2 separate regions of the Homo sapiens genome follow, and region 1 is linked to region 2. A link is an interaction called in ENCODE POLR2A ChIA-PET data of the cell type or tissue named here. Cell type or tissue: GM12878. All regions are shown on one strand. Each heading gives the region's core, and the rest is flanking DNA. Links, peaks and the distances in the headings are about the cores only.

Evidence for each region. Peaks named below come from ENCODE experiments on the same cell type or tissue, not always from the same donor. Only the 100,000 strongest peaks of a DNase experiment are listed, where the experiment ranks them.
Region 1: POLR2A ChIA-PET joins it to region 2 with 11 read pairs; 3 of 35 experiments call an interaction of 5 or more read pairs at or near these places.

What each region holds. Positions count from the first base shown.
Region 1 is chr14:63,567,398-63,570,208 of GRCh38, reverse strand. It overlaps the pseudogene RPL31P5. Among named protein-coding and RNA genes, the nearest start is that of PPP2R5E, 25 kb to the right of the region's middle. In GM12878, for the core only: no CTCF peak of the experiment used is centred there; no DNase peak of the experiment used is centred there.
Region 2 is chr14:63,758,248-63,761,058 of GRCh38, reverse strand. No RefSeq gene overlaps it. Among named protein-coding and RNA genes, the nearest start is that of SGPP1, 32 kb to the right of the region's middle. In GM12878, for the core only: no CTCF peak of the experiment used is centred there; DNase peaks (open chromatin) are centred at 859 and 1,453; H3K4me3 peaks cover 479 bases; H3K27ac peaks cover 1,203 bases.

The sequences.
Region 1 (2,811 bases), core at 52-2,551, 190 kb after region 2:
CCGTGCCTGGCCTTTTTTTTTTTTTTTTTTTTTGGAGACTGAGTATACCTCTATTGCCCAGGCTGGAGTGCAGTGGCGAAATCTTGGCTCACTGCAATCTTCGCCTCCCAGGTTCAAGAGATTCTCCTGCCTCAGCCTCCCAGGTAGCTGGGATTACAGGCACCTGCCACCATGCCTGGGTAATTTTTGTATTTTTAGTAGAGATGGGGTTTCACCATGTTGACCAGGCTGGTCTTGAACTCCTTACCTTAAATGATCCGCTTGCCTCAGCCTCCCAAAGTGTTGGGATTACAGGCATGAGCCACCACACCCGGCCATCTTCATTTTTTATATAAAATCAATGCAAAGAGTGGTTGCATTATTTTCAGGTGCATTCAGGAAATTTCAAGTAGTTTTTCTTAGCTTTTGCATAAAGTGTAAAGTAGGAAGAATGAAAGGTAGTAGAGCTAGAAAGATAATCAAGTGATCAGAATACAAAGGTATGGACCCAGTGTGGTGGCCCACACCTGTAATCCCAACACTTTGGGAGGCCAAAGTGGGTGGATCACCTGAGGTCAGGAGTTTAAGACCAGCCTGGCCAACATGGTGAAACCCTGTCTCTAAAAAAAAAAAAAAAAAAAATACAAAAATTAGCTGGGCATGGTGGCAGTTGCCTGTAATCTCAGCTACTTGGGAGGCTGAGGCAGGAGAATTGCTTGAACCCAGAGGCAGAGGTTGCAGTGAGCTGAGATCACACCATTGCACTCCAGCCTGGGCTACCAGAATGGAACTCGGTCTCAAAAATACAAACAAACAAAACAAAACAAAAATTAAGATATGGCTTGTGTGCTATTCAAATTGCTCAAGGACTCAATAATTTGATCAATTCTGTAAAATGAGTTTTTGGATTTTCTGAAATGGAAAGGAGACCCGGGATAGCAGTGATGATGCCATGTTACTGCCTACCTGTGGGAAAGAACTGTCTCTCTGTTCCTCCTACTTCCTACCCCTTAAATGCAAAGAAATGGCAGCAAGAAAGAAGCTGAGGAAAGGACTACTAATTTAATCAATATTCATTGAAATAAATTTGTACTAAGCACTTGCTTAGTACAAATGCTTGTACAAGCATTTGTGTATGTGGCCCAAATCCAATCCATGTGATCATAACAGTCTATCAAAGCAGCAATGCCACTGTTTCAGTAAAGAAAGTGTTTTTACGGCCGGGTGCAGTGGCTCATGCCTGTAATCCCAGCACTTTGGGAGGCTGAGGCGGGTGGATCACCTGAGGTCAGGAGTTTGAGACCAGCCTGGTCAACATGGTGAAACCCTGTCTCTACTAAAAATACAAAAAATTAGCCGGGTGTGGTGGCAGGCGCCTGTGAGCCCAGCTACTCAGGAGGCTGAAGCAGGAGAATCTCTTAAACCCGGGAGGTGGAGGTTGCAGTGAGCTGAGATTGCACCACTGTACTCCAGCCTGGGCAACACAGTGAGACTCCGTCTCAAACAAACAAAAAAAATGAAGCATTTTTAGGCCAGGCAAAGTGGCTCACACCTGTAATCCCAGCACTTTGGGAAGCTGAGGTGGGCAGATTGCTTGACCTCAGGAGTTCAAGACCAGCCTGGGCAACATGGTAAAACCCTGTCTTTACTAAAAATACAAAAAAAAAAAAAAAAAATTAGCCAGGTGTGGTGGCATGCGCCTTTAGTCCCAGCTAGTTGGGGGCTGAGGTGGGAGGATCACTTGAACCTGGGAGGCAGGGTTTCAGTGAACCGAGATTGTGCCACTGCTGCACTCCAGCCTGAGCCACAGAGTGAGACACTGTCAAAAAAGAAAAAAAAAAAAAAAGCATAGGTTGAGAAATAGAAAGCATTTCTGTTTGTTTGTTTTATAAGTTCATTTGATGTATTCGACAATCAGTGGTTAGTTCTCATCCACATTGACTGTAGATTTTTGAAAACGGTAACACGTACATGGGTAACCAAAGTATAGAGCTTGTTTGTTGAATTTTCATCCTCGTTACGTTTTCTGGACAACCACACAGGGATACGGTATGGGACAATCCTTATTCCTTTGGCCCAAACAGCTTTGTTGAGCCTAGTATCAATGTGCACATCTGGAGTGCCCATCTCCTTCATGGCACATTTTTGGATCTCTTCGAGTGCCCGAGGGGCACACTTCTTGAAGCCCACACCATGGATGCGCTTGTGAATGCTGATGGCAGAAAGGCTCTTCTTCTTGCCATCCTTCTTTGCAAGAGCGATCCTGCCGGGCCCAAGTTGGAAAGCAAGAGAACTACAGATTGTGGGAGAAAGAAAGCAGCGGTTCCCTGAAGGTATTTCTTGAAACACTGGAGGAGAATGGAGCTAGCTCAAATGGGAATAGATGAGATTTATAGTCACTCCTCCATCCCTGCAACATATCTACTTTAAATTCTTGGTTATGTTAATTTGTAGGTCTCAAGGCATTACATCAAGACATCATAAATTACATTGGGAGCTAAGGTGAGGAGTTTAGCAAGATCTCATAAGCTATCTGGTTCTCTTACCTATTAAATGAGAGGTCAAGACAAACTGAGTTATCAGGGACTTTTGTTTTTTTGAGACAGAGTTTCACTCTTATTGTCCAGGCTGGAGTGCTGGAGTGCAATGGCGCAATCTCGCCTCACCACAGCCTCCGCCTCCTGGGTTCAAGCAATTCTCCTGCCTCAGGCTCCCGAGTAGCTGGGATTACAGGTATGCGCCACCACACCCGGCTAATTTTGTATTTTTAGTAGAGACGGGATTTCTCCATGTTGGTCAGGCTGGTCTCGAACTCCCAACCTCAGGTAATCC
Region 2 (2,811 bases), core at 246-2,745:
AGCTAATTTTTGTATTTTTAGTAGAGACAGGGTTGCACCATGTTGGCCAGGCTGGTCTCTAGTTCCTGACCTCACATGATCTACCCATCTCAGCCTCCCAAAGTGCTGGGATTACAGGCGTGAGCCATGGTGCCCGGCCTCAGTCACATTTTATTTTAAAGGAACAATTATATCATAATGCTTTTCAAAAATAGAGGTACAAGGCCAGGCGTGGTGGCTCACGCCTGTAAACCCAGCACTTTAGGAGGCTGAGGAGGGTGGATCACGAGGTCAGGAGATCAAGACTATCCTGGCCAACATGGTGAAACCCCGTCTCTACTAAAAATACAAAAATTAGCTGGGCGTGGTGGTGCACGCCTATAGTCCCAGCTACTCGGGAGGCTGAGGCAGGAGAATCACTTGAATCCGGGAGACGGAGGTTGCGGTGAGCTGAGATCATGCTGCTGCACTCCAGCCTGGCAGAAAAGCGAGACTCTGTCACAAAATAAATAAATAAATAAATAAAAATAGAGGTACAGGCCTGGCGCAGTGGCTCATGCCTGTAATCCCAGCACTTTAGGAGGCCAAGGCAGGTGGATCACTTGAGGTGAGGAGTTCGAGACCAGCCTGGGCAACAAGGCGAAACCCTGTCTCTACAAAAACTACCAAAAAATTAGCCGGACATGGTGGCACACTCCTGTGGTCCCAGCTACTCAGAAAGCTAAGGTGGGAGGATCACCTGAGGTTTCAATGAGCTGGTATCATGCCACTACACTCCAGCCTGGGCAACAGAGCAAGACTCTGTCTCAAAAAAAAAAAAATACAATATGCTATGAGGAAGCATAGGAGGGAAACTACAGGGTAGCCTCAAAAGTTTCACATCAGAAGTAATATTTGTGCTGAGTCTTAAAAAACAAGTAGAAGTGTGTCAATCCTATCTCTAACTTTCAATCTCTAAAAGAGAAGCAAAATGCAAAAACAAATCTCTATTGCAGATGGAGATTCAGAACTTTGTAAAAAAAAAAAATTTCTTTCAGTTTATTACCTCCTTGATCTTTTCTGCTTAGGATATTGACCTAACACTGAGTGGCTTAGTAAATATAAATTTAATACTTGATAAGCCTTACTCCTTAATATTTTCTTGTTTCAGTGAACAAGGTTCCTTTTCTTCAGGAACATTAGATTTTCTTCCCCCTGTGTGTGGCTCAATATTAATTTCCCATCCCCTTATCTGTGTGCCTGCCAAAAATGGAGACTACAGAGATTGGAAATACATTCTGAGCTCCTGCGTGAATTTCCTGAATTATTTCCTTATTCCTGAGGAAGGATCTCCAAGAAGGTGAAGAGAAGCAGCCAAAAATTATTTTAATTCAAACCAGCAGTGGTTGTCTTTGTACAGTGACGGCTTCCTAGATCACATGGTAAAGTAAGTCTTAGACATACTCTGTCCTTGCTCTGCCCACATCCTCTGCTTCATGGACTGTGCCTGACAGTTTCATTTTTGCTTTCAACCATTCCTATAAAATTCTAGAAAACACGATTTCGAGCAGGGATGCCAAATTTTGAACCTGACTAGTAGATAAATCCAATCCTCAAAAAAATGAATGCAAAGTATAGCACGAAGGCATGCAAAAATTTGGTTCTTACTTTTTCTGCTATTTACTCTCAAATCTTTTTTTTAAATAATGGAAATACAACATGTAAACATTTTTTTTTTTTTTTAGACAGAGTCTTACTCTGTCACCCAGGCTGGAGTGCAGTGGCGCGATCTCGGCTCACTGCAACCTCTGCCTCCTGGGTTCAAGCGATTATCCTGCCTCAGCCTCCCGAGTAGCTGGGACTACTGGTGTGTGCCACCACACTCGGCTAATTTTTGTATTTTTAGTAAGATGGAGTTTCACCTAGTTGGCCAGGCTGGTCTCGAACTCCTGACCAGCCTTGGCCTCCCAAAGTGGTGGGATTACAGGCGTGAGCCACCGTGCCCAGCCTGCATGTAAATAAATTTAAAATATTCTTTTTTTTTTTTTGAGACTGAGTCTCGCTTTGTTGCCCAGGCTGGAGTGCAGTGGCACAGTCTCGGCTCACTGCAACCTCCTTGTCCTGGATTCAAGTGATTCTCCTGCCTCAGCCTCCCCAGTAGCTGGGATTACAGGTGCCCATCACCAGGCCTGGCCAATTTTTTGTATTTTTAGTAGAGAAGGGGTTTCACCATGTTGGCCAGGCTAGTCTTGACCTCCTGACCTCGTGATTTGCCCACTGCAGCCTCCCAAAGTGCTGGGATTACAGGCGTGAGCCACTATGCCCAGCCTAAAATATTCTTAAAAAAAAAAAAAAAAAAAATCTGTGCTCGCTTCTGCAGCACATATGCTAAAATTAAAAAAAAAAAAAATCTAGACCTACAGATTTTTTGGAGGCAAGATCTCACTCTGCCACCCAGGCTAGAGTGCAGTGATGCAATCATAGCTCACTGCAACCTCAAACTCCTGGGCTCAAGGGATCTTCCCACCTCAGCCTCTTGAGTAGCTGGGAATAAAGGCACACATCACCATGCCAAGGTCACGCCACTGCACTCCAGCCTGGGTGACAGAGGGAGACTCTGTCTCAAAAGAAAAAAAAAGCCTCTTTATATTTTTATTTCATCCTTAAAAATGTCTATATATTGCATAATGTATGTTATATATTAATACAGTAAATACATATATAATGTATAAATAAATAACATGCAAAAAAAAGTTTGAATACCACTCATTTAAAATTGGTACCCTTTGATTTCATATGTTTTGTTCATATTTTGAGAAGGCTGTAGGATAAATTTTCAAAGGGAACAAACTG